Linked DNA regions of Mus musculus: regions 2, 3, 4 and 5 are each linked to region 1. A link is a loop called in an ENCODE intact Hi-C map of the cell type or tissue named here. Cell type or tissue: gastrocnemius. All regions are shown on one strand. Links, peaks and the distances in the headings refer to the core of each region. The heading gives the core; the rest is flanking DNA.

Evidence for each region. A loop is a pair of places that touch in the nucleus more often than their neighbours do. Peaks named below come from ENCODE experiments on the same cell type or tissue, not always from the same donor. Only the 100,000 strongest peaks of a DNase experiment are listed, where the experiment ranks them.
Region 2: a loop joins it to region 1, with 2.5 times the contacts of the local background. A loop is called at or near these places in 5 of 42 quality-filtered maps.
Region 3: it touches region 1 in a loop (4-fold over the local background); 4 of 42 quality-filtered maps call a loop at or near these places.
Region 4: a loop joins it to region 1, with 8 times the contacts of the local background. A loop is called at or near these places in 39 of 42 quality-filtered maps.
Region 5: a loop joins it to region 1, with 2.7 times the contacts of the local background. A loop is called at or near these places in 5 of 42 quality-filtered maps.

Annotation. Positions count from the first base shown.
Region 1 is chr1:120,590,773-120,597,179 of GRCm38, reverse strand. No RefSeq gene overlaps it. Among named protein-coding and RNA genes, the nearest start is that of En1, 8.5 kb to the left of the region's middle. In gastrocnemius, for the core only: CTCF peaks have their summits at 596 and 2,467; a DNase peak (open chromatin) is centred at 2,453; H3K4me3 peaks cover 440 bases; H3K27ac peaks cover 302 bases.
Region 2 is chr1:120,745,870-120,752,276 of GRCm38, reverse strand. The region is part of intron 2 of 2610027F03Rik (a long non-coding RNA gene); the gene reads right to left. Among named protein-coding and RNA genes, the nearest start is that of Gm29345, 57 kb to the left of the region's middle. In gastrocnemius, for the core only: no CTCF peak of the experiment used is centred there; a DNase peak (open chromatin) is centred at 3,073.
Region 3 is chr1:120,682,248-120,688,654 of GRCm38, reverse strand. 2610027F03Rik (a long non-coding RNA gene) reads right to left here and starts at 3,240. Exons shown (of 3, transcript XR_001779385.1): 1 at 1-3,240. In gastrocnemius, for the core only: a CTCF peak has its summit at 2,594; a DNase peak (open chromatin) is centred at 2,657.
Region 4 is chr1:121,177,783-121,184,189 of GRCm38, reverse strand. No RefSeq gene overlaps it. Among named protein-coding and RNA genes, the nearest start is that of Gm46155, 33 kb to the right of the region's middle. In gastrocnemius, for the core only: a CTCF peak has its summit at 3,674 (motif pointing right); DNase peaks (open chromatin) are centred at 3,687 and 4,330; H3K4me3 peaks cover 2,081 bases; H3K27ac peaks cover 1,191 bases.
Region 5 is chr1:120,760,112-120,766,518 of GRCm38, reverse strand. It overlaps 2610027F03Rik (a long non-coding RNA gene), which reads right to left. Exons shown (of 3, transcript XR_001779385.1): 3 at 2,952-3,157. Among named protein-coding and RNA genes, the nearest start is that of Gm29345, 43 kb to the left of the region's middle. In gastrocnemius, for the core only: no CTCF peak of the experiment used is centred there; no DNase peak of the experiment used is centred there; H3K27ac peaks cover 1,538 bases.

The DNA.
Region 1 (6,407 bases), core at 565-5,564:
TGGACTCAACTCCTCTCTGTGGCGCGGAGGCGGGGTATTTAGAATTAATTTAGTTAGACATTTCATCTGACACTTTATTTTGGCCTCCTCCCTCTTTAGTTTTCTCCCCTCCTTAGAAGGTTTGGGGACCCACTGACCTACTCCAGTCCCCACCTGTCCGAGTGACTGCTCCGCCTGGATCCGGCTCGGTTCGGTGCTTAGAGTGTTTGCAAGCAGGAGGAGGATGCGGGGTGGGAGTGAGCGAGGAGGGGCCAGAGCAGCTTCCGGGTTTGCCGTAGTCCCCCGTATCGGTTCCTGCTCCCGCAGAGGTCTAGACCCGTCTCGAAAGTCCGAGACAAAAATTAAATAAATAAATAAAAATCAACGAGAAAAAGAGGGGAAAGGGGGGGGGGGGGAGTGAGGAAGACTGCAAAGCCCGTGTTCTTTTTCCTTGTCGAGGTGGGGGGTCTGTCTTCCTCTTCCTTCCTTCAGCACACATAGGGACGTGGGCTGTCTCCCGTCTCTGGCTCTTCTCCCACTGACCGGTAAGGAGGAAGAAATCCGAGAACCCGCTCCCAACGCCACCAGGCTCCAGGCCAGCGCCTTCCCGTTTCCCTCCCCACAGGCCGGCGGTGAAATCGCAGCCTCCTTAAACCCTCCGGAGCTGCAGCGTGGGGAAACTCTTTCCGGGCAAGGTGCTGGATAAACCGCAATGTCTGTCCATTAGAGATCGGTGCGGCAGGGGTTACTGGCTGGGAAACCCGAAAAGTTTTGTTTGGGAGGTGAGCACGTCAGGAAAGAAAAGCTTCAAGAACTTGAGGGGTATGGTCAGAAAGAGGTCTCCTCGGGTTCCTCCCCACGCCCCAATTCCTTCACTTGGGTCAGAGTCACTGCACTGTGGAGACCTTTCTGGACCACCTTTCTGCTTGGCCTGCTCCAGCAGAACTGGGGGGTGTTGGGGTGTGTTTGTGTGTGATTCTCATCATAAAGGACTTAGTTTGAATGCACATGTATGAAAGTGTATACCTCGAGGAGTTGTGCTTGGTTTATGCTTGTGGGCAGTGACAATGGGTCCATGTCTTTATAGGCTAGAAGCAGGATTTGCGCGTGTCTGTGCGAATGGAATGAACGATCTCCACTTGTACGCTTCTACGCGTTCGCGTGCAGTTTGAGGAGGGTGTCGCGTTTGCGTGCACTTTGAGGAGGGTGTCGAGGTTATCTGTAAGTGAGAGCCCTAGAAGCCCATGGAAGAACAGGCAAGGACCTTGGACCCCTTACCCAGAGTAGCTGCTGGAGGCCTAGACTTTTCTTTCCTCCCCAGCTCCCCTATGACTGTCTTTGAAAATTGCAAAGAGGCTGCTTAAATCCAGATTAAAACAGTCACTGACTTTTTGGGTTTTAACGGAAACTCAACTCAGCAACGATGGACTTGAATTGTGTGTGTGGAGGGCTAGGCAGTGTATTCCAAGGTCAAGAGCAGAAGAGACCTGGGAGATTTGGGTAGGCTCAAAGACACTCAGAGACGGGAGAACATAAGTCACCTCCCCCAAGGAGGCCACTGGCCCCAGGGCTCTCCAAGCACTGGTTAGCTGCCAGGAGGAGCCTTGGACTGTCTTTGGGTCTAGGTCCCAGGAGAGGACAAGGAACTGTGGTCTCCAGTAAGGACCCTATGCTCCATTCATTCCTCAAAGTTTATCACTTTCTCCCATGTGTGCCTAGTGGAAGCTAGGCCAGTCTTGGTGATGATGCGGGCAAGGGGAGGAGGCATTCTTTAATCCTCTGAAGACTGTCCCTTCTTTTACAGCGGTACTAGAACTTTCCAGACTTGAATGGTAGTTAGTGAGCCAGGAGTTGGGGGATGTCAAAAAGGAGAAAGATGGGGGTAGAGGAGTAAAAGGCAGGCCCCACGAAGTTCCCAGACCACCCCTCCCTGGGCCACCTAAGACATCCGTCCCAAACCTCAAAATTATTATTCAAAGAAGTCAAGAGTGTGATCTCTCAGCGAGCAAAGCAGCCAAGCCAAATATTATAGGCAAAGTCGATAATCAATGGACAGATTAAGCAACCTACCTCTAGGACAATGATCTCCACAATTGAAAAGGCACGCACTTTCCCTCTCCTCCCCTCCTCCACACAAAAGGGGACCCAAGGAGGCTGGGGCTGGCAGATGAGGGAGATAGCTACTGGTCTGGGAAGGGGAGTTTGTTAGCTGAGGGACGCTCACACCTCCCATGGGTGAGCCTAGCCTTCCTGGAAAGATATTCGTTGGCCTCTGTTAAGGTGGACCGTGAAAACTCTCCACACTGTACAGCTAGAACCCAGCTTCTAAGGTCTAGGCTTTCCAACCTTTCTGTAATCAGTGGGAGAATTCCCTCCCCTTCTCTGCTTTTGGGAGGGCATCCCTTAGGCGAAGGGGAGGGGAGGAGGATTCCCTGCCATGTGTGGTTTTTTTTTTCCTGTGAGAAATGTGCCACCTGTCGACACATCTGGAGAACTGCACGGGCGCGGCTGTGAGCCAGGGTTTGAGTTTGAGTCAGGTGGCTTTTGATATCTGAGAAGAGAAAGACTAAATTCCCTGGAAAAAAAATGATTTCTGTCGGATCTTCCCATCTAATAGAGGCAAAATTGGAGGGAAAGAGTCCCCTAAAAATTCTTAAATGACAATAGATTGCACTTGGTTTGAGCTGTGCTGTGTGACCTGGGAGGTGACACCAGTTGTCTCTGAGTCTCCCTTTCCTTTTTTTCCAAACGCAGAGGAGTGGAGTGGATAGATCTGCTTCCAATCCTGACTTTGAATCAAACACTCACCTCAAACATTATTATATAGCCAGCATGTGTCTAGTTTTTTTTTTCCTGTTTTTCTGCTCTAATCTCTTGTATATATTTAATGTAGAACCATTCCAATTGTGTCAGAGCTTTCGCAGTTACCCCAAGCTTCCATCTGAGTGGAGTCTGCAGTAGCCAGAAGAGAGTGTCAGATGCCCTGGCTGAAGCCACAAGTGATAGCTGAACTTGGGTGCTGGGAACCAAACTCAGCTCTCTAACCACCAAACCATCTTCCAGCCCCTAGATTAATTAGTTTTAATGCAACAGGACTTTGCTGACTGTGCACGATGTCCACTGAGGACTTTTGTTATGGACACCCAATGGCTATGGGGTGGGGGTGGGGGTTAAATGAGAAGACACCGCCCAGGTGGCAGTCAGAAGGGCAAGGCTGGCAGAGACCAAGGCAAGACAGAGAGCAAAGACCTACTCCGCCCCCACCCTCTGAGGTCATGAGATCCCTGTTAGACAGACAGGGAGCAGAAGAAAAGAGAGTGCAGAGAGCCAGGGAGGATGCATCAAGCCTCAAGCTGCTTTCTCTCCCCTTTCCGATTTATCAAAATTTAGAAATAGGATGTGGGAAGGAGGCTCAAGTATGACCGCAGCGCTGAGCTTGTGGAAGTTTGAGAGTGGCACCAGCTCGCGCCAGCAGGGACCCAGGGACTCCAGCACTGTGTGGCTGGGGCTGAAGTCGGGGATGCCCCTTCCAGGAGCTCTGGGCAGCAACTAACCGGACAGAATCTCCCTGGGCAGACCTAGTAGCTTTGGTTTAAAGGTCAGATCTAGATTTGAAGCACAGGGTGACTGGGGTGGCTAGCCTGCTCACAAAACCTTCACAGGGAGGCTCCTTTAAAACCTCACAAACCTGGGACTTTCCCTGTCACTGTCAGTGTAGAGGAACCCTGTCAGGTTCTCCCCAACCCTGAGAGTTCCATTCTGAGGCCACCTGCTCTCCATCCTCCCCCCACCCCCTGCTCTGCTCCCATAGGGGTTAGATTGTGGGCATCACATAGCTTGAGGATGGTGACTTCCGGTCTCATTTAGATACAGTGTGGGTCCCAGAAGTCTGGTCACTTGTCCTCCACAGTGGCCACCTGGTCACCAGCTGAGACCTGAGGGAACAGAGAACTCTTTGGCTGAGTTTTTGTGGTATCTCTATGTTTGGTGGTCCTTGTCCTCTACACCCGGCTTGTGACACTACAAACCACCCGGATGGCAGCCTTAGCACTTTAGGATCAGCAGTGACTAAGAGGAGCCTTGAAGGGACCCAAGAGCAGCTGGTATTTACTCCCTGCAGTCCTCAGAACCCAGACGAAGCAGATGGAAGAAGGATGTTCGAGCTTGGGCACAGAGAACCATCAAGAACCCAGAGACTGCCACTCATGCCCCACCTTCCTCTGTGAGCGACAGGAGGGTTTTCTTTACCCATGCTCAGAGGAGAGATGAAAAGATAGAAAGAACGTGGAGACAGAGAGGCCTAGAGATGAGAGACAGGAGAGGCATACGGGTGGGGCGGTTTGACTATCACTCCTTTTGGAAGACTAACCAGTAAGGCCGGGCTTGCTCTGGGCCTGACATACCTCAGAACAGTACAAGACCCACTGTCTACAGTGGCAGAAATTGACTGAGAGACATAACCAGGCCTAAGGGCATGCAGATGGGGACATGTGGCTCTGCAGACCCATGCCAGTGATAGGACTTACGATCCTGGTTCCAAGGTCATTGACTCATCTCTCCAAGTCATTAGTCCTTCCTCTTTTCACAGGTCCAGCTGCCATTGTAGGCTCCAGGAACAGGACTGAACAATGGGCCAGGGACCTCCCCAATCCATCACAGGCACAAACACGGATCCTACTCCCTTCCCCATTCACACTGCTGTCTGCTTCTTTTCTTGCGAATGGCCTCCAAGATCAGAGGTCCTGAGGGCTGCGAGTGGGTTGACCAGAAATACTCCCTCTGAGTAGACCCCCCAGCTCACAGTGGGGTTCCCTACTGCAGGACTACAGCCAGGACCCAGATTTTTCCCAATGGGTTTCTGAACAACAAAGGAATCTAGACTTTCTAGACCCTTCTGGACAATCTTGTTCCTGCAGCTGTCCATTTGTCTGTCAGCATCTTGCATGGAATACCTGATGCCTGGAGACCTCCCGGTGGTGAGTGGGCATGAGATAGGGATGAAAAGACACTCAGGCTGCAAGCAAGGATGACACCAAGGCACAGCTTTACCAGAAGACCCAGGTTACACAATTCAGGGCACCCCATCTGTTCCCAGGACCTGGATCAACCCAGAATCAGTGTGGGTGGAGCTTCTTTCTCTATTCTGCTACCCGAGAGGGTTCAGGGCTTTCTGGGCAGAGAAAAGGCTGGAGGCTACTAGCTATGGTGGAGAGCTGGACAGAAGAGGGCTGCTGCCGTCCTTGGGTGGTGGGCCCCACAGAGTAGCGTCTCGGCTGTCTTTCCATAAAGTTTCTCCTTCAGAGAATTGGAGAAAAGCTTTAGAACTGAGGGTGCGGGTGTGTGTGTGTGTGTGTGTGTGTGTGTGTGTGTGTGTGTGTGTGAGAGAGAGAGAGAGAGAGAGAGAGAGAGAGAGAGAGAGAGAGAGAGAGAGAGAAAGAGCTTTAGAGCTGAAGGGGTGGGGGTGGGGAGGAAGGGGGAAAGCTTTAGATCTGAGGGTGCGGGGTGGGGGGAGAGGAAGCTTTAGAGCTGAGGGGGTGGGGGTAGGGTAGGGGAGGAGACCGATTCAGGACTTTTGAACATCCTGCTTGGATTCAAGGCAGAGAAATCTGTCTCAGGTCTCATGAGCCCAGCGCTGACCTGCCCTGCTCCATCATTTAACAGGCCCATTAGGCTTGTGAGACGCTAAAAGCTTCCTCCGGGAGACTCCTTGGTTTGGGAATCACAGCCTCAGAATTTTATAGGGACCTTTAATAGAAAGGTTTGGAAAGAGACCGAGGGTGTCTGCGGTATGAACTTGAACTTTTTCTGAAGGGTATTTGGACCTTGTGCCAAAAATCTACCTGGGAAGAGACTCTGCCCCCCTCCTCCCCTCTCCGCCTTGACCTCAGGCGGCTGGGGGCTGGGGTGAGAGATATGCAGATGGGGGGTGGCTCTTCTTGGCTGGGTCACCAGAGAGGCCAGAAGCTAGAGATTGTACAGGGTGTGCCCCCACTCCATCGGGGTTTACTCTTTATCTCTTCAGTCTGTCAGTCTCCCAAGCTATCAAGTGTGGGTGCGACAGGAATGTCGCAAGGAAAAACTAATTAAATGGGAGCACAATGCTTTGGAAATATTAAGTGTCATGTAAATGCCTAATTCAAACAATAATCTTGATGGTGGTAATTATGTTCTAAGAAGCACATTCACAGAGAGCCTCGTGCTGAGCTCAAATATGTCTTAGGAGGAGCCTGGGGAGCCTGGCTTCTTCTGAGGCTGAGCTCAGCATAGGTGGAGGCTCCACCCCTAAACTGCCTGGAAGGTAACACTGTGGACCCTGGCTTTCTTCACTAAATAACTGCAGCCTCTGACCCTGGAGCCAGTTGCCTATAAGCCTGAACTAATATAGGCTGGAGAGACATAATGGATTGAATAACAGAATGGTTAACAAT
Region 2 (6,407 bases), core at 517-5,516, 160 kb before region 1:
ACACACACACACACCAATGAAATTATCAGTGCATGTTCTTACTTACCCAGGTACATGTCCACGCACATGTATGCACGTGTGTGCTCATAATGTGGAAGCTAGAGGAAAATCTCTTCTGTAACTCAAGTACCTCCCACTAACTTTTTCTTCCTTCCTTCCTTCCTTCCTTCCTTCCTTCCTTCCCTCCTTCCTTCCTTCCTTCCTTCCTTCCTTCCTCCCTCCCTCCCTCCCTCCCTCCCTCCCTCTCTCTCTCTCCTTTCTTTCTTTCTTTCTTTCTTTCTTTCTTTCTTTCTTTCTTTCTTTCTTTCTTCCTTCCTTTCTTTCTTTTTTCTTTCTTTTTTCTTTCTTTTTTCTTTTCTTCCTTTCTTTTTATTATTATGGGGTTTTTATGAGACAAAGTTTCTCATTGGCTATGAACTTGTCAAGCAGGGTAGTCTGGTAAGCCATATAGCCCCAGGAATCCTCCCATCTTAGAGCTGAGATTCTAAGAGCCTATCACCATGCCAGGCTCATTCTCTCTCTCTCTCTCTCTCTCTCTCTCTCTCTCTCTCTCTCTCTCTCTCTCTCTCTGTGTGTGTGTGTGTGTGTGTGTGTGTGTGTGTGTGTGTGTTGACATTCCATGTCTAGTATCTCAAACTCGGACCTCATTTACACAAGGGTTGCCTGATTATTTGTTTGCTTGATATGGTGCTAGGGATTAAACTCCCCACCTCACAAATGCCATGCAATTACAAATGACTGAACTACACCCCCAGCTCTCTCTTAAAATTTTTGTTTGGTTGGGTTTTGTTTTTCAAGACAGGGTTTCTCTGTGTAACCTTGGCTGTTTTGGAACTCACTCTGTAGACCAAGCTGGCCTTGAACGCAGAGATCTACCTGCCTGCTTCTGCCTCCCAAGTGCTGGGATTAAGGGACTGTGCTAACACCTGGCTTCTTTACCTGGATTCTTGTTTTTGTTGTTGTTGTTGTTGTTGTTGTTGTTGTTGCTATAATCTTATTTATAGACAGTCTCACTAAGTTGCCAAGACTGAATTTGAGGTCTTCCAGCCTCAGCTTCCCAAGTGCTGGAATTGCAGGTGTGTTCTGCCATACACACTGGAAGAAAGGCTCCTGATAGAAAGCTTTCAAGTGACCTCATATATGGGATAGGCTCAAGTGCATAGTGATTCTGCCCTTTCCTCGGCCAAAAGGTGAGATTTAAATTATCCCAAGAGAAGAAAGATAAGATCAACAGACTGGTGTTTCCAACACTTGCCAAGGAGAGCCTCTTGACCCACTGACTTGATATGCTGATTCCAGCTCCATGTCTCCTTAGTTTTCAAAATACTTGGTAAAATTTAGTTTCTCAAAGGCTTGATCTGACCCATTCTCCAAATTCCAAATTAAGACTCAAGATGCTTTCTATATCAAATTAGTTGCTGGCAGATTTGAGGGGAACTTGGAGCGTTACCTTGCCTGAGAATGCCCCATCTAAACTGGGTCAGAGACAGAGAGGAAACAGTCATCCAACAGAAGCCGAATCCAGTTTCCACCATATGGCACAGTAGTTATCAGGGTGACATCCAGATTCATTTAATAAAGTAACCGAAGTTCCCATCTGATAGCTATTAAAGCAAGGGAGTTAAAAGAATTATTGGTCCTATTTCTATCCCACATGTCCTCAGAACTGATGTAAGGGTAAAAAGAGAAGTCAGGACACCATCCTTGCCTTAGACTCTGATACATTCAGCCAACATCCCAGGGGCTACAGGACCCCAGAACAGTTCTGACAGAGGTCCAGCTTTGGCTGAGATCTCAGGGTCCTGTTGTCAGTAACTTGGCGGGATCAGTGTGGGTAGAATGTGTTCAACTTCCCGCTTGAGGGGACTGGGAATTGTGTCTTGAACTTGAATCCAACTTGGTGTGTGTGTGTGGGGGGGGTGATTGTTTGTGTGCATGTGTAGATATGTGCACTTGTGTGTGAAGGTCAGAAGACAACCTTGGGTGTGATCTTCAGGTGCTTGACGTGTGTGTGTGTGGGGGGGGGGGTGTCTCAATGGCCTAGAACTTCACCAAGTAGGTTAGACTACCTAGCCAGGGAGCTCTGGGAATCTGCTTGCCTCTGCCTCCCATCCAGCTCTAGCTGGGACTACAAGCATGTAACAGCAAGTCTGGCTTTTTACAAGGCTCCTGGGACTCAAGCTCAGGTCTTTGTGATTGCAAAGCAGGCACTAATAACTGAGATACCTCCTGAGCCTTTAAACCCAGCTTCAATGGTGATTCTACCGATGGACAGGAAGGCTTAGTAGACGGAAGCTAAGGAGTCGCCATAAGAGCTGTCAATGAAGCTTTTCAGTGATTCATTCAGGGTGTTCAGGTAAAGCAGGATTGGTCAAGTTAGGAGCAGGAAGCTGAAAAAAGTAGGGAAATAGGTAATTTGAGTAACAACAACAACCAGTCCTCTATAATAGCTAAGGAGATCCTCACTTTGAAGACAGTCTCACTTCCCTTTTGAGTTAGTTACTTTCCTTGTTGCTATGTGTCACCTGGGTCCCTGGAAGCATCTGAGGAGTGGACCCATAAACACCCAATGGGAGAAGCATTCTGGTAGAGCACCATTCAAGATCCAGATTCCAAAGGAAGACTGCAGCACACATAGCCTGGTTAAAAACAAGATACTCTCAGGGAGGGAGAATACTGGGCACTGAGGAGATAATACCAGCGAGACTCTCTCAGCACCCCTCCTGGAGGTGGGGAAGCATCAGTCACTGTCTGGGTGTTTCCAGGGGGCAGAAGCACACAGACCAGCAAGGCCATGCCAGCCCATAATTACCTCCTCCCTTTCCTGCACTTTTAAACTCCTGTGGTAGGTGATTGTCAGCAACTCCTTTCCAGCGAGAGAACCTGACTTTTCAGAATTAATATGTGCTTGTTAGCTGTGCCCTAAGTCAATGTCTCACATTAATTACACTTGGCAATGAGAAACAGTGCGCTGGGGAGGGCGAGTTGGTGCAGAGACCTTGTTAGGACTGATGAGTGTCGGAAATGTTTCAGAGAGGCAGCTGCAGGGCAATTTGGGACATCCTCTAGGCCTGGCGCCAGAGGGCTTGATGGGGAGCACCTCATCCCATGTACTGGCATGGTCTTAGAGCACAGATGCCTGCTATGAGGTCAAGAGGCTTATCTGGAACAGAGGAGCCCTGGACGTCACCTCTCAGAGCCGCATTCCCTATGTATTCAGTACATATGTTTAGGATTTCTCCCTCTGCCCCACCCCTACCCCTGACTCTCTCCCTCTTGCTCTCTCACTATCTGTGTTTATCTGTCTCTCTGTGTTTGTCTGTCTGTCTGTATAGTCCCTGCCACCTACATTCCCAAGCTGTGCTCTAGAAGGCTGAACCCCCACTGCTCCATCCCAGTTGGGGTGGCCTAGGGCTAAGGGAAGGGAAGAGGGAATGAGACTGAGGTCACACATAGACATTCTGATGAGCAGCCTCACAGGACCCTCTCCTGCATCCATCAAGACCAGACATGGTACCAGCATGAAAGCTAAAATTCCCCCCCCCCAAAATGTTTCCTCTGGCCCCACAGCGCCAGCCCCAGTCATCGTGGGTCAGAGTTGAAATGTCTCTGCAGTATTCTTCTTGAACTCTGACTCACAGTACTGATCTACATGTTGGACAGGCAGGTTATCTTTCTCCATTCACTTATACCTTCATCAGTCACTATGTTAGTCAGCTTCCCATTACTGTAACAAAGCACCTGAGGTGATCAACTTATGAAAAGAAAAGGGTTGGGGCTCGAATGGCCCAGTGGATAAGAGTGCACACTGCTATCATGCACTTACATCAGATGGCAAGACCGCCTGTAACCTCAGGGGAGTTTGATGCTTCTGGCCTTCACAGGCACCCGTAGTCACATACACAGAGCCACATACACGACCAAACGTAGATGCATAATTTTAAAATGGACTAAAAATAAATTCTTTTTAGAAGAAGAGGTTTATTTGAGCATAGGTTTTCAGAAATGCCTGTCCATGTTCATTTGAGTCCATTGCTTTGGGGCTTGTTATCAAGCAACACATAGGGTTGGAGTATATGACAAAGAAAACACTTTATCTCATGGCCAGAACATAAAATAGCAGAAGAGAAAGAGGACATGATTCTACTAACGTTTAAGAGCACAGCCTCCAGGGGCCAGGAAACCTCCACTGGGCCTACCTAATGGATGTGTCCAACCCTATGCCTGTGGTCCACATGTGGCCAAAGACAGCTATGAATTTGACCCACCCACAAATCAAGAACTCACTCAAAACACATTGAGCTTTTGACTCGATTGTTTGGGACTTAGTCCTGAACTTTACAGATGACAACTGTCCCGACATCAAAAACACCACTGTAGGTTTCCAAACTCCCCAGTAGTGCCAAGCTGGAGCCCAAGCTTTTAATATGTGGATCTTTGGGGGACAGTCCAGATCCATGTTGCTACTAGGGGGTGATGAAGACTCTAAGATGTGGGGCCTAGGAGGAAGGTTCCCTGCAGTTGGGGATTGTCTATCTGCAGTTTATCCACATACATATCTATGTGTCTGTGTGTCTATCTGCCTTTGTTCTTTACTTTCCCTTTGCTCTCCCTCTCCTATCCCTACTCTCTCTCTCCTTTATTCCTCTCTCCCTTTTCAACTCTCCTTTCCCCTCTCCTCCATCTCTTTTCCCCCCACTCAATCCCCTTTCTCTGTATTGAGCTCAGCAGTTCCCCTCTGCCCCTTCCTATGACAGTTCATTTGTTCCCTCAGCACATTTCCCAGGGCGATGGAGTCTTCCACTGTGGACTGAACCCTCACACACTGTGAGCCAAGGTAACCCTTTCCTCTTCGTTTCTTGATTAGACCAGGGATTTGATACAGTCACAGATGGCTGCTATGTAGCCTCTGAGGCCTCCTGTTTAAAAGAGAAGGAAGAATGGGAGGAAGAAGCTAAGGAAGAAAGAAAACAGCCAGCCAGTGTACACCAAGCACACAATGCCTGACCCACACTGAACCATGTGACTGTCACATAAACCCTGAAAACTCCCCATTCTTAAAGTGAAAATGAAGCACAAAGCCCAAGAATAAATGTTTGCAAAATAATCAAACCAGGGGAAGAACCAGGACTTGGACCGGGACATTTTTAAAGTCTTATTTATTATTATATTTGTATATGAGTGTATGACATGGTGACAGGCATGGCACAACGTGCATATGGAGGCCAGAGGACAACTGTGTGAAGTTGTTTCTCCCCTTCCACCTTTACCTGGGTCCTAGGTGGCCACCCTCCCTCAAGTGCTTGTACCTGCTGAGCTGTCTCTCTGCCCCAGACACAGGATATCTTCACAGTATGTGTTACATGAAGCCACACTGTCTCCAGATAAAATTTTAGGGCAAATTCTGCCACCCAACACCACCATGTAAGCAAGGCAGAATTCAAAACAGAAACCAAGAAGAGACAGGCATAGAGATACAGCTTAGCGGAGAAACCTCAGCCACCTGCCAGGCTCGAGCCTCAGAGATAGCCATTTGCTGCTCTATTGTCCTTTGCTCTCTGCAGGGACATCTCTCTGATAAACCCAGAGGAAGTTTAGCTAATGGCAGGGATAGTGGAGGAGGCTTTCAGTATCACTTTCTTCATGATTATGTATGCTTGTTTGTTTTATTTTATTCCAAACAGAATCTCATGGCACTCAGGCTAACTTCAGACTTGCTATTTGTGGGGCAATGACCTTGAACTTCTGAATCTCCTGTTTCTCCTTCCTGCGTGTCTAGTTTATACAGTACTAGAAATTAAACCCAGAACTTCATATATACTGGACTGAGCTACACCCCCAGATGACTATGTTGTTGTTGTTGCTGTTTTTAACTAGGAATTGCACTACTTCCTTCCATAGACTATGTCAATAGACTGATGTGGAGATCACTGGGTATCTAGAGCTTCATAGCTATTTATCTTTCAGGATGCTCCTTAATCCCGCTGTGCCTCTTTCCTCACATCTGTAAAAAGGGCTCTGTGAGACAGTATTTATTCTACAGAGTGTTACAAAAGTTATGCTGATTGATCCATGCAATGTATGTGGACAATAACTTGAAGGATGACTCGGTGGATAAGAGCACTTGCAGCAAAAGCATAAGGTCATAGTTCAAATCCCCAGCACCTATGAAAAAAAAAGATGGATATAACCATACTCTTGTAACCACAGTACTAAAGAGCAAGGGCAGAAACAGAAGGATTCCTAGAGCTTGCTAGCCACCAGCCCAGCTGAGAATTGAGGGGACCAAGGTTCAGTGGGAGAACTTGCCCCTAAAGAGTACGGCAAAGAATGAGAGAGCAAGATATCCAATGTCTCCATCTGGTCTCTGTGCACATGAGCATGATATATCCACCCAAATATCCAAG
Region 3 (6,407 bases), core at 627-5,626, 91 kb before region 1:
GTGGCTCCTTCTCACCAGAAACCCAGGGTCAAGATGAAGAGCCAAGGGTTAAGGCTGTGTTAAACATGAAAGCAGATCAGATTTGAGAAAGTCCTCCCATCCTCCTGCCTCTGAACACAGAGATGTGAAAATTTTAAGATTATTTTATTGATTTATTTTGAGGATTAGGGGTACATGATGTGCACTGTGTGTGTGGGGGGGGGGGAGGGTTAAAGGATGACTCTTCAGAAGTAGCATCTTCCCTTCTGCCATGTTAGTGAGGCAGGTCTCTCTTTATTTCTGCCTCTGCACTGCATATCCATGACATTTCTGATACCTTCCCTCCCTATGAGGCTGGGCTTATATAATGGATGCCAAACACCGGTTCCAGGTTCTAAGATAGAATTCCAGTCCTTGGGGTTGAGCATTGAGCACTTTTCATCCGCTGAGCTATCTCAGCCTGGCCAGCAGCATTGACTTTGAAGGCTCCTTACTATCTTCCTGGCTTCCTCCTGTGGTCCTTGGTGTCCTGTGCATGCTGCCTCCTACCTAACTTGCCTTCACGCTGCACTCCAGCACCCCTCCCCCACCCCTCACCCTCTAGAAAATAGCTTTCTGAGGATTTGCTTAGTGGAAACATCCAGCGCCCTAGGAATTGGCTCCCTTGCTAGAAAAAGCAAAGATTTCCTCCTCTTAGGCTGCTGCGAGAGGCTGGCACCTGAGTTGTGGTAACTTCAAAGGCTGCACACATTTCAGCTCCAGAGACCAGAGAAGGCTGGGGGCTCCTCCCGCTGCCTCTGCCTGGACTCATACCAATTCCATGGCCACCTGCAGGAAGGGCTCTGTGCACATGATTTAAGAAGCCTAAAAATCTGAGTGTACAGCTGTATCTGGGGATAGGCATGGATGTCCAAAAGGTATAGTGTTTTCAGAATCCTTAAGACCAGCCTTGGGGCCCAGAAGTTGCTAGTCACCAAGCTAGATGACCTGAGTCTCCTGCCCTGAATCTGTACTGTAGAAGATAGATAGAGGCACAGGCAGGGAATGAAATCTACATTTGGAGAAGGTCTTGGGTTCCTGGCTTCAGTGGGTAATAGATATTTATGACTAAGAAGTCACCCCAAAAGAAGCTTTTACTAGAGCCATGGCACTCTCTGATCACAGGCTCTGCTGGCCTTTCTAAGATAACCTTTATGTTCACATTTTAAACATTCTATGGAGATGCTTTCCTTCCTTAAAAAGAAGAAGGGGAGAAAGCCTTGAAGGCAGCTGTTTCCTATATGCAGCTGGATTCTGCCACACAACTGTTTCGCCTTTAACAACTTTGTCAAGCTTAATTTGAGAGTAATCTGATTGCAGGTATCAGGTAGGAACAGGACGCTTCCAAGGACCCAGATCCCCACAGAGGGGTCAGTTCTAGTATCCAGGGTGGAAGGGAAGCATTGGTCAGAACGCAGGAAGCCAGAGGACCACAGACTGGCTGTAAAGCGCCAAGTTCACCCCCACGAGTCCACCATGGACTCCAGGAGATAATGCCTATGGGCAGAAGGAATGAGGTTTTCATTGCCAGGTCCCCAGTAACATAAAATCTCACAAACAACCTCCGTAAATCATGCCGTGACAGCTACCGGGCTTGTCCAACGTTAAACATAAGGGACTCTTCTTTTAAGTGGGGCTGCAGTCGCAGGCGGCACCATCTCCAGTCCTCAAACATCTGTAGTTCATCTTATCGTTTGAAGAAATATATGAGTTTCACTGTCTTTTTTTTTTCTTTTAAGCCTTTTGCAGCTTCTGCTCCTTGACTTGTTTGAACACCATCTGCTATGTATAAAATTGGGGGTGGGGGTACAGTGTGGAAAAAGAACATTTGAGAGATCTGTGGAGCGAGAGAAAAAGCAAACACTTCTGTGGGCATCAGAGGCCATCCACTTTCCTTTCTCAGCACCAGCCTCTTGTGGGTGTTGAACTTGGGGTGCTGCCCTGAGCTTAGGCTAGAGCGTGCTCTGGGTTTTGAGGAGTTTGCTTATTTTATTAGTGTGTATGTGCTCTATCTATGTGGAGTATGTATGTCTAGTTCCTGTGTATGCAGGTATATGAATGCAGAGGCCAGAAGGGACAACTACAGATCCTGTTCTATGACCCTGAACCAGAATATCTCACAGATCCAGGAGCTAAGCTGGCAGCCGGCCCCAGTGATCCTCATACCTCCATTCAGCACAAAACCAAGGTTACAGGCACCTACACAGCCTCACTCGGCTCTTTACATACATGCTGGGGATGGGAACACAGGTCCTCACTCTCACACAGCCAGTGGTCTTACGTCTGAGCCACGTCTGAAGTCCCCCATTCTGGGTTGGTCTGGTGCTGGTTAATTCCTTACTAATCAGCTTTGCAGAAACCATGGTGACAGTGAAAGTCCGGCACAGGTGATTCTCGGGTCCTTAAAGACATGGAAACCCACCTCGGGATTGGCTGAGCCCCTCCAAAGTGTCTAGAGATAGGAAAGAAGCTAAATCATGGCCCTTGGAACAAGCAGTAGAGAGGGATGACACTCATATAATAGAAAGGCTAGTGGAGGGAGCATATGTCATAGCATAAAGTCACCACAGGGTGGTACAAACTGCAGTGCACAGTCTCCCTAGGGCTGGTATCTCAGAGAAGCTGAGGGACAGAGCACCAGGCAACTGGGCTGGAAATAAGGGCAGCAGGGGGCCTCCCGGCTCCTTCTTCCAAAGCAGAGGTGTCTGAACTGAAGCAAGCAGTCTACAGGCGACAGATGTTTAAACACTTGACCCCTAAATTAATCACCACCTCTTTGTACCCTAGGCCATGCCTGGTCCAGTTGCCTCAGCCCTAACGTGGTCCAGGCAACATACATAGCTCAAATTCCAGGGACTCCCATTCTATTGGCCAGGAAATTAATTTAAATGATGTTTTTAATGGCCAGAGCGTCATTATGGATGAACTAAGCCAACAGTGAGGACAGAGATTTTACACTAACTCTGAAAGATTTTTGCTACAAGCAGCTGTTGATCAAAAAACTGTTCATAGAACTCAAAGGCCCCTCAGACAATTTTACCATCCCCTAGTGGGGATGGTAAAACAAATACTTAATAAAACTGATTAAAGGGTTGAGGAGCTGACATAATCAATACAGTTCTTGTCAAGCAAACATGAAGACTTGAGTTCTACCCACAGAACTTGTGTATAAAGACTGGACATGGTCCTAGACGCTTGAAATCTCAGCACATGGGAGATGAAGGCAGGTGGATCCCTGGGGGTGGGGGGGGGGGAGGGACGTGGGAGGCTTTCTAGCCAGCCAGCCTAGTCTACCTGATGAACTCCAGGCCAGTGAGATACTCTGCCTTAAAAAATATATACAAAAACGGTAGACTGTTCCTGAAGAATCAGTACCCAAAGTTGCCATCTGACCTTCATGTAGATGCACACATCTTCCCAGTGGTAAAACATGTACCTGAGGTGGATAAGACTTTACCCATTGAAAATATTTTTACTGATTAATAACCCTCGAAATTCTCATTATCTTCAGCAGTATTGATTTTATTATCACAATTGACAAGAAGATGGTGTGACTTTCTAACTGAATTCTTGGTGAATTCTCTTCTTTGATTTCTTCCACTAAACTCCTGGCTGGACCTGCATTAAAGGTTCATATCTGTCTTGAGCCATAATTCTTAGTTTTTTAAAATAGGTTTTATTTTTAAATAATATGTAGATGTGCATGTAAGTGAGTGTAGATGCCGTCGGAGACCCAAAGAAGCTGCCAACTGGAGCTGGTGTTTCAGGCAGTTGCAAGCCATCCAGTATTGGTGCTGGAAACTGAACTTGGGTCTTCTTAGCTGCTGAACTATCTCACCAGGTCCCCTGAGCTACAGTTTTTAAACATTTCTAATCCTTTGTCTCTGAAATGAAATATGAAGATGCCATTAGAACTCATGGGTTTGTTTGGTTGGTTTGGTTTGGGGATTGGAGATCTGATCCAGGACCCAGTGCATGCTAAACCGTTGCTCAACCACTGAACTGCATACCTACACTCTGCTTCTTAATGGCAGGCTGGCGCCTCAGGGTTCCGGCTGTGTGGGGCAATCCACTTGGGTCTGAGTTAAGCATGAGGCTTTGCCTACCATGGGAAAGAAAAGAGGTGCTAAACTGGTCCCGTTCATATTAGCAGAGAGCTGTCAGTGTCTCCCTGTCATGTGTCCCAGCATCCTTCCCATCAAATTTGCCAAGTAAGTGGAGAGACATTTCGGGCAACATTACAAATTTAACCAAGCATGCCCATGTCAGGGCTATATTTTGATGAGATAAAAGAAATTTTACCCCTGAAGGAAACAGGAGAAGAAGACCCTGTTAATCGCACTCTGTGTGTGTGTGTGTGTGTGTGTGTGTGTGTGTGTGTGTGTGTGTGTTTTGTGTGTGTGTATATGTGTGTGTGGGTGCGCATGTAAACTTGAAGGCTAAAGGTCAACTGCAGATGTCCTTTCTCTGAACCTATCCATCTTCCTTTCTGAGATGTGATTTCTCACTGTCTTGGAACTTCTCATTTTTGCTACACTGGTGGCCATTCCCCAGGGAATCCACCTTTCTCTATCTCTTCAAACTCTGAATCACGAGCCTGCTGCGTCACTCCTTGCTGCTCGTTTGCTTGCTTGTTTATTTTTCAGGTAGGTCCTGAGGAATGAACTTAGGTCCTCACCCTTGCACAGCAAGCACCTTACTGACTGAGCCATTTCCCCAGCTCTTAGTCACTCCTAAAAGCTGAGAAAATAAGCCACGTGTGGGGGTAAAGTAACTCTCTTTTAATCCCGGCACTCGGAAGACAGAGGCAGTCAGATCTCTGGGAGTTCAAGCTCAGCCTGCACTACACAGCAAGAAAAACAGAGAACTGAAATTACAGTTTGTAGTCAGTGTTTAGCCCGCAGAGCAGGGGCAGAGGCTGGTCGTGGTGCGTCTGCAGAAGCGTAGCTTCCTCCCCTCCCCCCCCCCCCCACCTGCCTGCCAACTGTTTCCTCTGAGACGGTGGTCAGGATCTGCCTGTGAGCTTTAATGCACAAGACTCCACATCTGGGCCTCCACACCACCTCTCTGACAACTGCAGATGTCTGAAGATGAAGTGCCTCCTGCTTGAGGAACTGTGCAACGAGGAGCCCCAAAAGGGAGTCCTGGACACTGTTTAAAAAGGCATCTGTCTTGAAGCAATTTCAGCGTCTCAGTCACCTGTTTACAAGTCTTGCTGGATGGGTTTTGAGGAATTTGGACTATTTTGAGGGACTCGGTTTTTTATATCCATTTATTTTGTTTATATGTGTGTGCATGAGTGTATGTGTCTATAGAGACCAGAGGCCTATGCCGGTGTCTTCTTTTATCTTTCTCCTCCACCTATTGGGATGGAGGCAGGGTTTCTCACTGAAGCTGAAGCTCAACCATCCAGACACAATAGCTGGCTAACAAGGACCAGCATCTTCCTGTCTCTGCCTCCCCAGCTCCAGTCTTTGCAGGGACATGATGCCTGGATTTCTTTGTGTGCTTGCTGGGGAATCTGAACTGCTAGTGGGAGCAAGCACTGTATTAAGTGAACCATCTCCCGAGCCCTATATTCATTGATTTTAATCATTCAAATCTCCCAGCTTTACCTTGGTTTTGTTCCTCTGCCTGAGCTGAAATGACCTGTCCCAACCTCCTAAAACTTTACTATCTTTTTAGATCAAGCACAGGGCAGAGGAGTCTGTAGGTCAAGACCGGAGCAGGAAGAGAGGTAGAATCGACTGTGTCTCCTGTGCTTGGGTTAAGTCAAGATTCATGGGTGAAGACACAGCAGAGGCTCCTGGGCCAGACTCCCTCTGATCTCATAACTCACCAGACTGTCAGCTTCTTACAACAGCAGTGCTCCTGGCTGCTTGCTGGGACTTTGGAGGGAGTCTGAGACTGAGACCACCCTTTAGAAGGCCATTCTCACCCAGCCTGGTGCAGACTAATGTTATGCTTGGGTCATGTAACTTCACTCTCAGGGAAAAATCAAGAATGGTGTTAAGTCGTAAATCACTCCACTCTGGAATGGATTTGAGCCAGAACGATCAGTCTGAGCATTCCTGCCTTGCTTGACCATGGTAAAGAGATTATGGTATGTAAGATTCGGCTAAACATAGCTTGTTTCCATTTCCTACTGTCCTGGTTGCCCGTCTCGCTATGAAAGGTTGAGACCTAGGAGGGGGAAAGTCATCCTCACTATGGATTGATTCTCACCCCAGGACATCCTATTCAGAGTTCATCCTTATAAGGCCATTGCGGGAGAGACTTGTGGGTCCATCAGAGAGATATTCATAAAGCTGGCGTTAGGATGGCTTCAACTGGCCTGTCTCACAAATCAGCAAGAACAGAAGGTACCAAACAACAGAAGCTTGCCTGTG
Region 4 (6,407 bases), core at 929-5,928, 590 kb before region 1:
TTTACCTGTAAAAGATTTTCCTTAGTTATAAACCAGAGCCGAGTTGTCAAGTTGTATAGGATTTAAATGCCAACCCATTTTCTGTGGTGACTCTTTTCTTTCTAGAAGCTTTGTTCACAGATTGGCGGTCCCACATCTTCTCCAACACTCGATGTGAAGAGACTTCTAAGATTTTTGTCAGTTGAATCAAGTTACAGTATCTAGAATAGTATGTGTGCATTATTAGATAGGAAACGGAACCTCAATATCTTCTAGTTGGTGTGCTGCTAGTGTGTTGAATATGAATGTGTACACATCTTCATCTGTGTTCACACACATGTAGAACACGTGTGTGTGTGTGAGTGTGTGTGTATGCACACATGTGTGGAGATCAAAGGTTGGTGTTGTGTGTGTTCCTTAACCACTCTGAGTCTTACTGTTTGAGACCTTGTATCTCCCTGGATTGGCTAGATTGGCTGGTGAGCTTTAGGGATCTGACAGTCTCTGTGTCCCCAGATTTGAGACTATACGCTATTACACCTTGCTTAAAAACAAAACAAAACAAACACAAAAACCACCCATGGGTTCTGAGAATCCAAATTCAGGTCCTCACGGTTTCACAGTTGGCACTTTATCAACAGAGTCAGCCTCCTTACCCCTCCTGAAGTCCATTTCAGTATTTCTTGAAGTATATGTTTTCTTTGCTAGGAGATGCCAGTTTGTGCCCTTTGGGTGTCTTTCTACATTTAGTCTTTATTTGTAAACCTTTAGCAACATGAAATTTATTTTTCATTAAGATGAGTATCCTTTTTGACAGTTGCACAATATACACTCTCTACTAACTTTGGACATCAGAGTCCACGGAGATATCTCAGTGGGTGAAGTTGCTTGCCACCGGCTCTGACGGTTTGAATTCAGTTCCTGGAACCCACGAGAAAAGAGAGAATTGACTCCTGAAAGTTGTTTTGAGACTTCCACATGTGTGTTGTGTACATGCTACTCTGGAATAAATAATTAATGTACTCACAAAACAACAAAGCAAAAAAACTCTCCATAAAATTTGGCAATTTCTACCATTAATTTGACTTTACCTTACTGAATTTTTGTAAATACACAAAACTCTTTCCGTGTCCTTTGTCTGGTTTTTATTTCGGTCTGATTGTCATGTGACCCTATTACACATGTTGTTGTATGAAACAAATGATTAAGTCAGGTTTTACTACTTTCCCCACACATATTTTGGCTACCTTCAACACATTGTTCTTGTAAGTGATTAGAATTATTTTGTTAAATTCCTTCCTAACCTATGTGTTCTGCTCCCAGCATATTGGTTCACAAGTACACACACACACACACACACACACACACACACACACACACACACACTTAATTTGATGACTGAAATCTACCCAACATTGACTTTTTGTGCATGTGTGTGTCTACATACACATACACCTATACATATGCATGTTCATGTGTAGGAGTGTAGGTGTTTGTGCACAGTAGCACATGTGTGTAGGCTGAAGGATACATTTGATGTGGATCCTCTTCCATCTGGTCTGAGGCAAACTCCCTTGTTGTTCACTGCTCTATCCATTAGGCTAACTGGCTTATGAGCTCCTGAGAAACCTCCTGTTTCCATGCCCTATCTCCCCATACAAGTGGTCTGATTACAGATACATGCTACGGTGTCTGGGGTGGGGGAATCAGACCTCAGGTTCCTCACACTTAGGCAGCAAATCCTTTATTCACTAAATCACCTTCCCAGCCCAGCCTTGTCTTTTTTTTTAAGTGTTCTTCTCCATCCTTTGCGTCCTGGTCTTGAATATGCTTCAAGAAACTATGTATGTAGTCTTCATCGAAGCTTTCTTCAAAACCTTCTTGCATTGGCAGTAAAGATTTTTGAGATTACGCTGATGACAAAATAATTATTGGTCTCTCTTGTTGGGGTTGTCTTCATGTCATGCAAGTAGTCACCTGCCCTGTCTGGACAGATGCCTTCAGCATGATTCTTCTGGAGAGGCCCCTGCTAAGTCAGGCGTAGATACTGCCGTGTGCTGCGTAGCCCACCCATGGCTGTCTGCAGGGCTATTTTAACTTCACAGGTCTGGCATGCACTGGGACTTGGATGGTTCTCGTAAATAATGAATGACTAATGGAGAAAATGATTGCACTGAGATAGCCCAATTATAGCACCCATCTTTCTGTGCACAGCTTTGCTGACAAAAACATTTGGAGCCCCGTCAAGACTGCAGCAAAGTGTTAGTTTTTTCACTCCTCTTAGAGTGTGTTTTGTGTGTGTGTGTGTGTGTGTTCACAGACAAACATGCACATTGTGTGCAGGTACATGTATGTGTGACTGCATATGGGAGGTAGAGGACAGCTAGGGTGCGGGTCCTTGAGATCACAAGCATGCTGCTGTGACTGAAATTTTTAAAAATGTAGAATCTCAGGGTGAATCATGGAGTCTTTATCTTTGCGTAGCTTTCAATACTTTATTTGTGGCACAGTCTTCCCATCCCCATGTTTCCACAGAGTCTTTAAATGGCAGTACAGAGTACATTTATTCCTTGGATGAAAGAACTTTCTGGAAGGAAGACGTAGGCTATATATGCCTATGTGTTTTGGTTGAATACATTTTTTCCCTCCCTTGAAACTCTATCTCATGTAGTTCCTGGATGGCCTGGAATTAGCTATGCACAGGAATGACCTTGAGCTATGCACAGGAATGACCTTGAGCTATGCACAGGAATGACCTTGAGCGACCCTCCTGCCTCCACCTCCCCAGTGCTGGAGTTTCGGTTCATGCAGTGCTGAGGACAGAGCCCAGAACATAGTGCAAACTAGATGAGGGCCAACCCAGCCACATGCTCTGTGCCACCCATTCGATTTTTAAAATGAGCTTGGCTTGAGGGTCTAAGTATCAACTTCCATCTTTGTGGTAATTCTCACCAGAAGAATTGCCTCTTTTCACACTGCTAACTTGTTTCATTTTGTTGGCCCTTTGAAGACAGGGTCTCACTATGTAGACCAGGCTAGCCTTGACCTCACTATGCCTGTGTTAAAGTCTTGAGCCACCAAAGTGGCTTGAACTGATAACTTTTTTTAAAAATTTTTGAACTGCTAATTTTGGAGACCCAAGAGCTGTACCAACAAGTTTAATATCATGAAGTCCGTATTGCAGAATGGATTGAAATCTATGAAAAACCAGATGTATGTGAACCTAGCCGACTTCACCAAAGAGCTTGAATACAACATGTCATTGTGATTAATTGTGGGCAATGGGGGTCTTATGAACCCAAGAAGGAAAGGCGTTTGTTTCTCTGCTGCTACAGTTATAGGCTCCATTTTGTTTGCAAGCATTCCCCGGAGGACTGCGCATGTGGGATAGCGGAGTCTACTACACGCATCCTTTACTGAAGTCCAACCATATACCAGGCAGAGACGGTTCAGTAAACTATCATGTAAAGATGCAGCTTTCATTTCAGAGAGCTCTTTCAAAGACAAGATAAAGGAAAAAAAAACTGGTTTCCTAGTTTAAAGCATCTTTATAAAAACCAGGCTGTAGGGAATCTGCCAGGAGTTTTCAGAGAAGCAGAGGGACGCTCCGCCTACAGATACCAACCGGACACAATTGTGAATAAAAGAATTCTTTTATGGAACCAGTCGGGTGTTTTTGTCCTCCAAGCTACCAGAAGGTGGCGCGAATTCACCGTTGAAACTGCAAAGAAGCAGCAGCAGCGAGGCTTTCTTTTCTTGCGCCTGGCCCTGTGAGCCTAGTAAAACAGAGAGAAAGAAAACAACCTCCCCCCCCCCACACACACACCCCAAAAAAAGAAAGAAAGAAAAAAACCCACCCAAGCCCGTTCTCTATTTAAAAATAAACGAATGGCCCGAAAAGGTTCGTCTTTGTAAAAAATAAATCATTCTCAGGTTGCAATCGTCCACGTTTTTATAGCGCGCCTCTTCTGATGAGAGTCAAAGAGCCGAAGAAGCGCTGGATAAAGATTTGTGGAGGACAATTTCCAGGATTTTGTGTAAGAAACTTAAGCAGCCGCTTCGTGTGTTCAAGAACCACCATATTCAGAAATGGCTAATGTTGACGGTTCTAATAAACATCAAAAAATAAAGAAGTTGTAAGGCACACATTGCGTTTTATTTTGAAAATACTCATGATATTTAGGTATTTGGACGTCTTTAGAACATCTAGGACCAGACGCTGTGGAGCTTTCTTCTGTATTTTCCAAAAGAAAATTAAATGTTAATAGAGAGAGCGAGGGATGTGACAGTGAGCTCATAGACACAAAAGGAGAGACCCCACCCCAACCCCCCAAGCCACCACCGTTAATGCCAACCAGAATAACAAAATCTGCTTCCTTGGTCCGGTGAGGGTAGCCCCTGAATCAAGCTCTGCCTGAAGTAGCTGGTCAGATGCCTGTGTTAGTGGACATTTTCCCCAACATTCTCGAATATTTTAGGGACTGGATAGTCATCAAGAAGAAAGGGTTTTTTTTTTTTTTTAATTAAAAAAATTTAATTAAAGGTCCGACTAACTAAAGCACAGTAAAAAACAAAACTCAAACACCCAAAACCAACCAAACAAAAAGCATTTTTTACATTCTAGTTGAAAGCCGTGGTTTAAAGCTAAAAGGTCTGTTTAAAAAAAAAACAAAAACAAAATGATAATATCTTTTAAAAAATACTCCCAAAGCTTCTTATAAATAAAGCAAACCAAAGATCCCAAGGATGTTTTCAAATTAGAATTTCTAAGGAAATTCCAACTAAGAAAGTGACCTCAGGCTTAGCCCTCATATTCCAACCTGAAGATTGAACTAAATCTTAACAAATGTTACTAAATACAATGTATTCTTCTTACAAACTAAAACCTATCTTCTAAAAAATTAATTTACTTTCTGCGTTGATGGGATCCTTTTTCATTTGACTTCTCGCCATGCCTTGTAATTAGTCTTCCTTGATCTGTTTCTCCTAAGGAAAGAAAATGTATAGAAAGAGGGGAAAATGAAATAAAAAACAAGCTTGTAAGTTGTAGTTAAAATATTTTGCTTCATCACGCCTGGTGGGAAGAGAACCAAGAACACTGAAGTCTGGCTGAAAGAACCACACTCCAGTTCCTCTCAATTCCGAACCTCAAGTTTATTTCTTAAAATCTTGGGGGCTTGGTTATGAAGCCGATGGACTTGGCACGGAAGAGAGTGGATTGTAATTCATTTGAGAGAGGAATCCGGGGTGGGAATGGAAGGGGGGGGGGCTTTGCTGGAAGGATGGGTGGGTTTTCTTCAGCAACTTTTTCTTGGCCGGTTTCATGGAGTGCCCTGGAGTTTAAACCGAGTTTCTAGTCTCACCTGGAAAAGTTACCCGCTTCATGGCACCGGCTTTGTCTGACGATCCTGGATAGATCGTGCTCACAGCACCCGTAGGGAAACAAAATTCGCCTATTTACCACCTCTTTCTCTCTGTCCGAGTCCAAACAAGGTTTGGGGATCTCGGCTCTCAGGGAGATAAAAGAGTTTTATTTTAAGTGGGACACACGTCAAAGTTAAACGTTGTTACTTTCTTACTTTGCAGCTATGCTGCAGGGTGGGTCTTCATTTCCTATTTCATTATCTTTCTTTCTTTCTTTCTTTCTTTCTTTCTTTCTTTCTTTCTTTCTTTCTTTCTTTCTAAACTTTCGTCTTTAACATTTTTTTTTTTGGTCTTTTTTCCTCCTTCGATTCCTCCAAAAGAAAAGGGAAAAAAATATTTTTTTTTAAACTCGGCTTTGCTTTTATTGCCCATGACTCCCCAAAGAACAGATTTCACTTCTGTTCCCCTGTGCATTATCTGGGCAATCCCGGGCCTCGGCCACTACTCGGGTTTGATTTTATTTGGGGACCTTTGAGAAATGTTTTGGCAGCAGTGAGTGTGCGCGCAGAGCCCGGGAGCCTTGCAAACCTAAAAGAGGCAATTGTGTCCACAGACTGGGAGCCAGGATCCTCGAGCTCCAGGTTCCAGGGACGCCCGGCAGCACCCCTTGCCCGCGTACCGCGCAGTTCTAACACGAGACGCGTCCCCGCAGGGCTGCCGGCTTTAGGGAAAGGGACAGAAAGAGACGAAAATGCCACCTCGGCAGAGCTCATTCGGGTTTTCTTTTGCAATCCAAGGCTCCGGCTGGGGCTGGGTGGCTCGCGGAGAAAAGCAGGGCCCTAGAACTCCGCGGCCTTTGTCGTTGCCACTCTTCAGGCTTCGTGGTCCCCTCCCCTGGTGCCCGCCCCTGGACGCGCCTTCTCCTTCCCGCGCAGACGGCAGGGGAAATTGAACCCCAACTCCATCTTCCATTTTGCAGCCCCTTTAGAGGGACTCTGAGGGGGGAGGACACAGAGAAAACGTGAAAAGACAGGCTGTTATTTATGACTGGCGAGTTGTACTGT
Region 5 (6,407 bases), core at 898-5,897, 170 kb before region 1:
AATGTAGATGTGATGGTGTTATTTTGTATATGCCATTTGGTTATGTTCACAACTGTTGGCTTGTCTCCTCAGTCTTCCTTGTAACCATTTTAGGTGTGGGTTCTCTTCCTCTTCTTGGTCCCCTTCACCTGAATGGTAAATGTTTTGTTAACAATGATGGCAAAAGGCCCCATTGGGAAGAGGAGATGGGTCAGATAGTGAAGTCCTTGGCATATAAGTATACTCTGCTAAGCGTCCAGAACCTACATAAAGAGTTAAGTGTGGTAGTATGCACTTGTTATCTCTATGCTATGGAGGTGTAGTCAGGAGAATCACTAGCCAGCCACTCTAGTCTACTAGGCAAGCCTCAGGTCCCAGTGAAAGATGTCATCTAAACTAATAAGGTGGATTGCTCCTGAAGAATAACATCCAAGGTCAACCTCTTGCCTTTACATTTACATGTGCCTGCACACACACACACGCAAGCATTCCTAAAACACACACACACACACACACACACATACACACACACACACACACTTATCCCTTGTTGCCCACTTTCATTGCCTAATAGCCTAAAATCCCAAGAACCCCTTTCCTTTCTCTCTTACACATAATGAAATTATATATGTCCAGACCTGACTGTCCCCATTTAAGCCAAGATAAGTAACTTGCTATGGTTTACGTCTAAATACCCACCCCAAAGGAATATGCCTTTCAGAGTTGAGGACTAGAGAGAAGTGATATCATTGGGGAAGAGTTTGTCATTGAAGGGAGCATGAGGACCTTACTTCCTCCTCTTCCTCCTTCTCTCTCCCTGTGTATATATATATATATCCAGGTACATACATGTTAATTTGTGTGTGGTACACATGTATATATGTGCCTATGCATACAGAACCCAGAGGACAACCTCAGCTGTTCTTTTCCAGGATCCACCCACCTTGTTTTTAGACACGGAGCCTCTCTCAGGACTGGAACTCACCAAGTAGAGTGGGTTGGCTGGCCAGTGAGTACCAGCCCTGTCTCCACTTCCCCAGCACTGGGATTGCAAGTGCATGCTGCCATGTCCAGCTTCTTCATGTGGGCTAAGGGATCAAACTCAAATCTTAATACCTATGCATGGAGTTTATTTACTCTCTTTCCTTAGGCCCAGCACCTCTTCTTTCTTTGCTTCCTGTGTGCCATGAGATTAAAAACACTCCTCATCAGAAGCCCAAAATTAACAGTCATCCTAACGTGGGCTAAAACTAAGACTTTTAAAGGCATCATTCCTTCTGTTGACTTTCTGGGGAATTTTGTCACAGGGGTGTGAAGTTGATGAACAGCCCCCTCCACCCTGTTTTCCCCACTAGGCTTCCACCTACTGAGGTTCACCCAGGAAACTAAGTAGCCATTTACACGCACAGTGAGGGAAAGGGGTGTAATAATAACACAATATATCTTCATGTGCTCCTGAAGCTACAAAGCACCTTCATGTCATGTATTATGTTTGACATACAGTACAGGCTATCACTAGCCAAGATACATTACACTGCATGCATTTTACTGATGAAGAAGCTGTGGGCAATAGAGGCTAGCAGCACTGAACTCTTTGACGTGGGACCCATCTTCTTGTGGTGTCTGTGCCCTCTTCTGCTATAATTTTTTAATCTTCTGATTTGAAAACTTCTACCTCTCCTCAGTATAAAACTGAAAGGATACTGTAGAAGGAATGGATGGCAATGTTCCTAAGTCAAACTTAAGGACCTCTTGACCGGCCGCTCCATAGTCCCCTCTTCCTTTGCTCTGGGTGTATATCCATGAGGGAACAGAAGCAGAACCAGACACATTAGTGTGTGTTGCTTATGTACTTATTATGTTAGTAGAATTTACTCCATCACCAGTCACTTAGACATGATTTTCCAAATTCTAACATTCCATCCAAACCAAAAGACTTTCCCATTTTGACATATAAATATTTTCTGTAATTTTACAAATAAAACTCATGGTATGGTAAACATCTTTGAAGACTGAAGTTTGGGTTACATCTGTGACAAGATTGGCTGTGTTCAAGTCAGTACAGCTATAGCCTAGTTTATATCTCTGAACATACTTAGGTTGCATTGTGAGCTGGGCTACAGATAGAGGACGAGCGTGGTCATCTCATGAGCACTGGATGCTGGGAACACAGGAAGCAAATGTTAGGAGAGCCGCTCTCAGAAAAGCTATTGTTTTCCCGTGGCCCCTGCCAAATTGAGGAGACTTCTGTTGTCCACAATTGTTCTGCTTCCTCCTTGGGTTCAATCCCATCCTCTTTGTGGCAGCCAGGAAGAGTTATGCCTAAGGTTGTGCCTCTGCCGTTACTGGATTCCTATAGCTTTCCAGAAAAAAGCCATAAAGTGCCAGAAAAATCAGAATGAACATCAGGGTCTGTACCATGGCAAGAACTCAGTAAATCTCCTTCCTATCCACATGTCCACATTGTTACTCTTTAGACCAGGTGGTCACCGACCATGACACACCCTGCCAGGCAACGCATGCCTAGTGCACTAGTGACAGGGTGACTATGAAGCTCACTAACTGCTCTCTGACTGGATTTAAGGCCCACTCTGCAGGAAGGAATCCTGTGAGACCAGTCGAAATCCCATGGCAGGGGAGATCATAGGTCCTATGGGAAAATAAATAGCTGTGCTAAAATAAGTAAGTTCTGAATTATCTTCTGTCTCCTGAATGTGGAGATTCCCTAAGTACAGTGCCCTATTCTCTTGCTCCAAGCCATAACATCTTCCAGCACAGGGCCATTCCTTTGGAAAGGGGGATTTTATTGAGTACTAGATGAGCTGATTTCTTATGTTTAAAAAAAAAAAATCACTCAGGACCCAAGCCCATAATCAAGCCAATCTCCAAAGAAAATGCTTGATCAGAGAATGTCACAAATTTTCAGGGCTTAAGCCAGAGATGTCATCAAAATTTAGAAAATGTATCAGAAATAGAGTTTGAAAACCATCACTCCTTTATTCAAGGATGTGCATGAAATCTCCCCACCCTTGCCCTTTTGTTGATTTTTTTTTCAGCTTTGAATGGGGCCACCCAAGTTCTAAAGACGCTGCCAGCAGAGCTTGATCAGTTCTGGTTTAGGGCGGCTCATGGTAATCAGCTCAACAGGACCCTCCTCAAGCCGGCTGCATTTCTCCTCCTTAAATGGAAGACAAAACAAAGCCAAAAGTGAACAGACAATCCAAAGGAGGCTCCAAATGGCAAGGCAGAAGCAGGTGACACCTTAGAAGAACATGTGTCCTCCTCCCCTCCCCCTTCATGCTCTTTATGCCATGCTCACACTGAACCCTCCCTCACACAAGCTGGCAGGCAGTTAGGCAGACCTTCCTGGACCTATAAAGTGCAGCCAAGAACTTCACAACTTGGAACATGCAAGTCAGTCCTGGGATGAGTGAGGTCAGGTTAGAGGCAGCCAGCCGGCTCATGCCACTCACTTGATAGCTCCTGGCCTCAGGGGTAGCTGTCTCTCTTTCCTTGCCTCTGACTTACCTTTCTAAATAGGGAGAATCCTAACTGCCCTTGACTCTCCTACTACAACAAACCATCAGAACAAACCTCTCAAGATGACAAGAAGCAATGACTTCAGGCATTCTCAAAGCTCTTGCTGCAGATCTCACACGAACAGAGCACTCATAGAGTGAGATATCCCCCCCCAGAATATTCTGTGTCGCCTATGCTGAGAGTCTGTCCAAAAGTCCAAGCTGATGCCATGTCTCTGATGATGCCATTGCCCAAAACAAGTTATCTTCATTGTATCCTCCCCCTTGCCTAATTTAAAACCTTTGGCACATCTCCATCCCCTGGGCCAAGAAGCAGCCACCTTAGACTTTCACAGGAACATTGTGTTCCTGCCCTGTGGGGCCAAATGCACTCTCTGCCTCCATGGTTGCCCAGTGGCTCACTCTCATTCCTGTTCTGTTGCTCTGAGCTTTGTACCTTGGAGGCCAGGCACTCCTAGAGGCTACATCTACACTTCCCTTTGGTTGTCCACTGACATCCTTCCTCAGCTTCATTCATACCCTATGGTGCTGCTCTACCACTCCACCGCAGAGTAAGCTGACCACGGCTACACACGTGTTAATCCTTGTGAGCTTCAACTCCCCAGTCTTCAGTGCATTCTTTAAAGGCCACGACTAGATCTTGAGGACCAAGCAGTATCTCACAAAACATGAACCAAGTGCTTAGATCAGAGGACATGAAGACATGTGTCTTGCATCCATGTGCACCAACTCATGAGAGTGCACACAAACCAAAGTGCTCTGGCCAATTCTGAGACCTAGGGAAACTCTCCAAGGACCATCTGGGATGGTTAATGCTGATTATCAACTTGGTAGATCTAGAATCACAGAGGAGACAAGCCCTGGCCGTGTTTGTGAGGGAGTTTCTAAGGTGACTGAAGTGGGAAGACCTCGGGAAGATGGTGTGGGTAGCACGGTCCTATGGGCTGGGAGCGTGGATTTAATAAGAGGGAGAAAAAGTGAGTTGCTCCCCAGTACCCATGTCTCTCTGCATCCTGACTTCAGCGGATACGTGCTTGTATCACCACGCCTTCCTCACCATGGAGGGCTGCACCTTCAAACTATGAACCCAAATAACCCCTTTCTTCCCTAAGGCCCTTCTGTCATATACTTCTCGCTGCAGTGAGATGAGTAATAATAGCCTACTTATTATAAAAGAAAGATTGAAGAAGATAATCTCCTCCAAAGTCCACAAATCACTATGTGAGGGAAAAGGGCTGTGGACGGGGGCAGGCGGAGGGGCTTTCTGCTGAAACAAAATTAGTTTGGAATGACTGACTGGCCACGCCGAAGACCTGCTTTTGCACAAACTGTTGACCAGGCATCAAGCAAGTCCGCTGACTTTTTTCAGCCACCCATTCGATCCCCAGACCCTGCAGCTATAATGAGATCCACACCCTCGTCAGGTGCTGAAGTCATTTGGCCTTTGGCCTCTGTCTCACCAGCCTGCAGCACAGGGGAGTCAGCCAGGACTTCACACACGTGTTCCCTCTTACCTAATCTTTCCAGAGGAAACACAGCATTACAAAAATTTAGAGGGAGGCAGGAAGGGAGAAAAAAGGGGTTTCGAGAGAACAGAACTTGAAAAATAGTTTCCCAACCAAGAAAAGAATATCACATGCTACGGGTCATTAAACCACATACTCAGTGTGAGTTCAAAAGGCTGTTTTCGTGCATGTCTGGGGTGTAGTGGTTACAACACACACAGCCTCCAGTCCTATCCAAACATAAATATAAGGTTTATAAGTGAAGCACATTGTCAGGCACCAAGACGGTGGTAATTAAATTCACGGGGTATGTAGGCATTACAGAAAGCAAGGCCTCAGCAGCAGAGGCCTTCTGAAGGACTTGCTCATCACCAGCACTGCAATTAGTTACAGGCCCACGGAATGCACAGGAATGTCCGAGAGGCCTCCTCAGACTTGTCTCTAGCATCAGGCAAGAAGGCACCATAATTACACTTTATAACTGGGGCCAACCCTAAAAGCGTATGAACCCAGGGGGTGTTGTCTCAGTTCTCTCTGAGCCTTCTAAGGTGAATCTGGAGATGAAGGCTTACCTCCTTAGAGGGGGAAAAATAGTAAATCTTCATAGAGCTAAAATAAAATAGAAAGGAGGAAACTGGGGGGATCTGCACAAATGACACAGGTAAAATCCAGTTGAACTCAAAGAAAATGACTGAAGTCCTAAGGAAATGGACCACGGATGTAGCTCAGTCGGCAGAACGCCTGCCTTGCATGCATGAAGCTCTGGTTCCTATCACCATGCAAAACTGGGTGTAGAAGTGCATGCCTGTCATCTTAGTCTTCAAGAAAAGAAGCAGGGGGAACAGGGGTTCAAGACCATCTTCAGCTATGCACTGAGTTCAAGGCCAGCCTGGGACACATGTGACCCTGTCTTGGGGAGAAAAGAATTCTAAAGGAAAGAAATGCTTGTTTCCCCTAGAGGTGAAAATTAGATTAATTAGTATATAATTAGGTAAGGGAGGGGATCAAATTTCATAATCATAGAATATAGGACCTCCATCTTGCATGACTTCTCCTGATTCTGATGCTATTGAGGGGGGGGAGCAAAGCAGGGGTTGCTAACATGATGTTGGAGGAGCTGAGAGAGGGCTCAGCAGTTAAGAGCACTTGCTGCTCTGGCAGAGGACCTGAGTTCAGTTCCTAGCATCCACGCGGAGGATGGCTCACCCTGTAATTCCTGTAATTCCAACTCCCCCTCTGGCCTCCGTACACATGCGCATATACACAAACATAAACAACTGAAAAGAAAATAATTACTCTTTTAAGGAGCTTTTAATTGGAACATCAGTGAAAGTGGGGTCAGGAGAGATGGTGTGACTTAGCTGTGTGCTACGGAGCTGGAAGG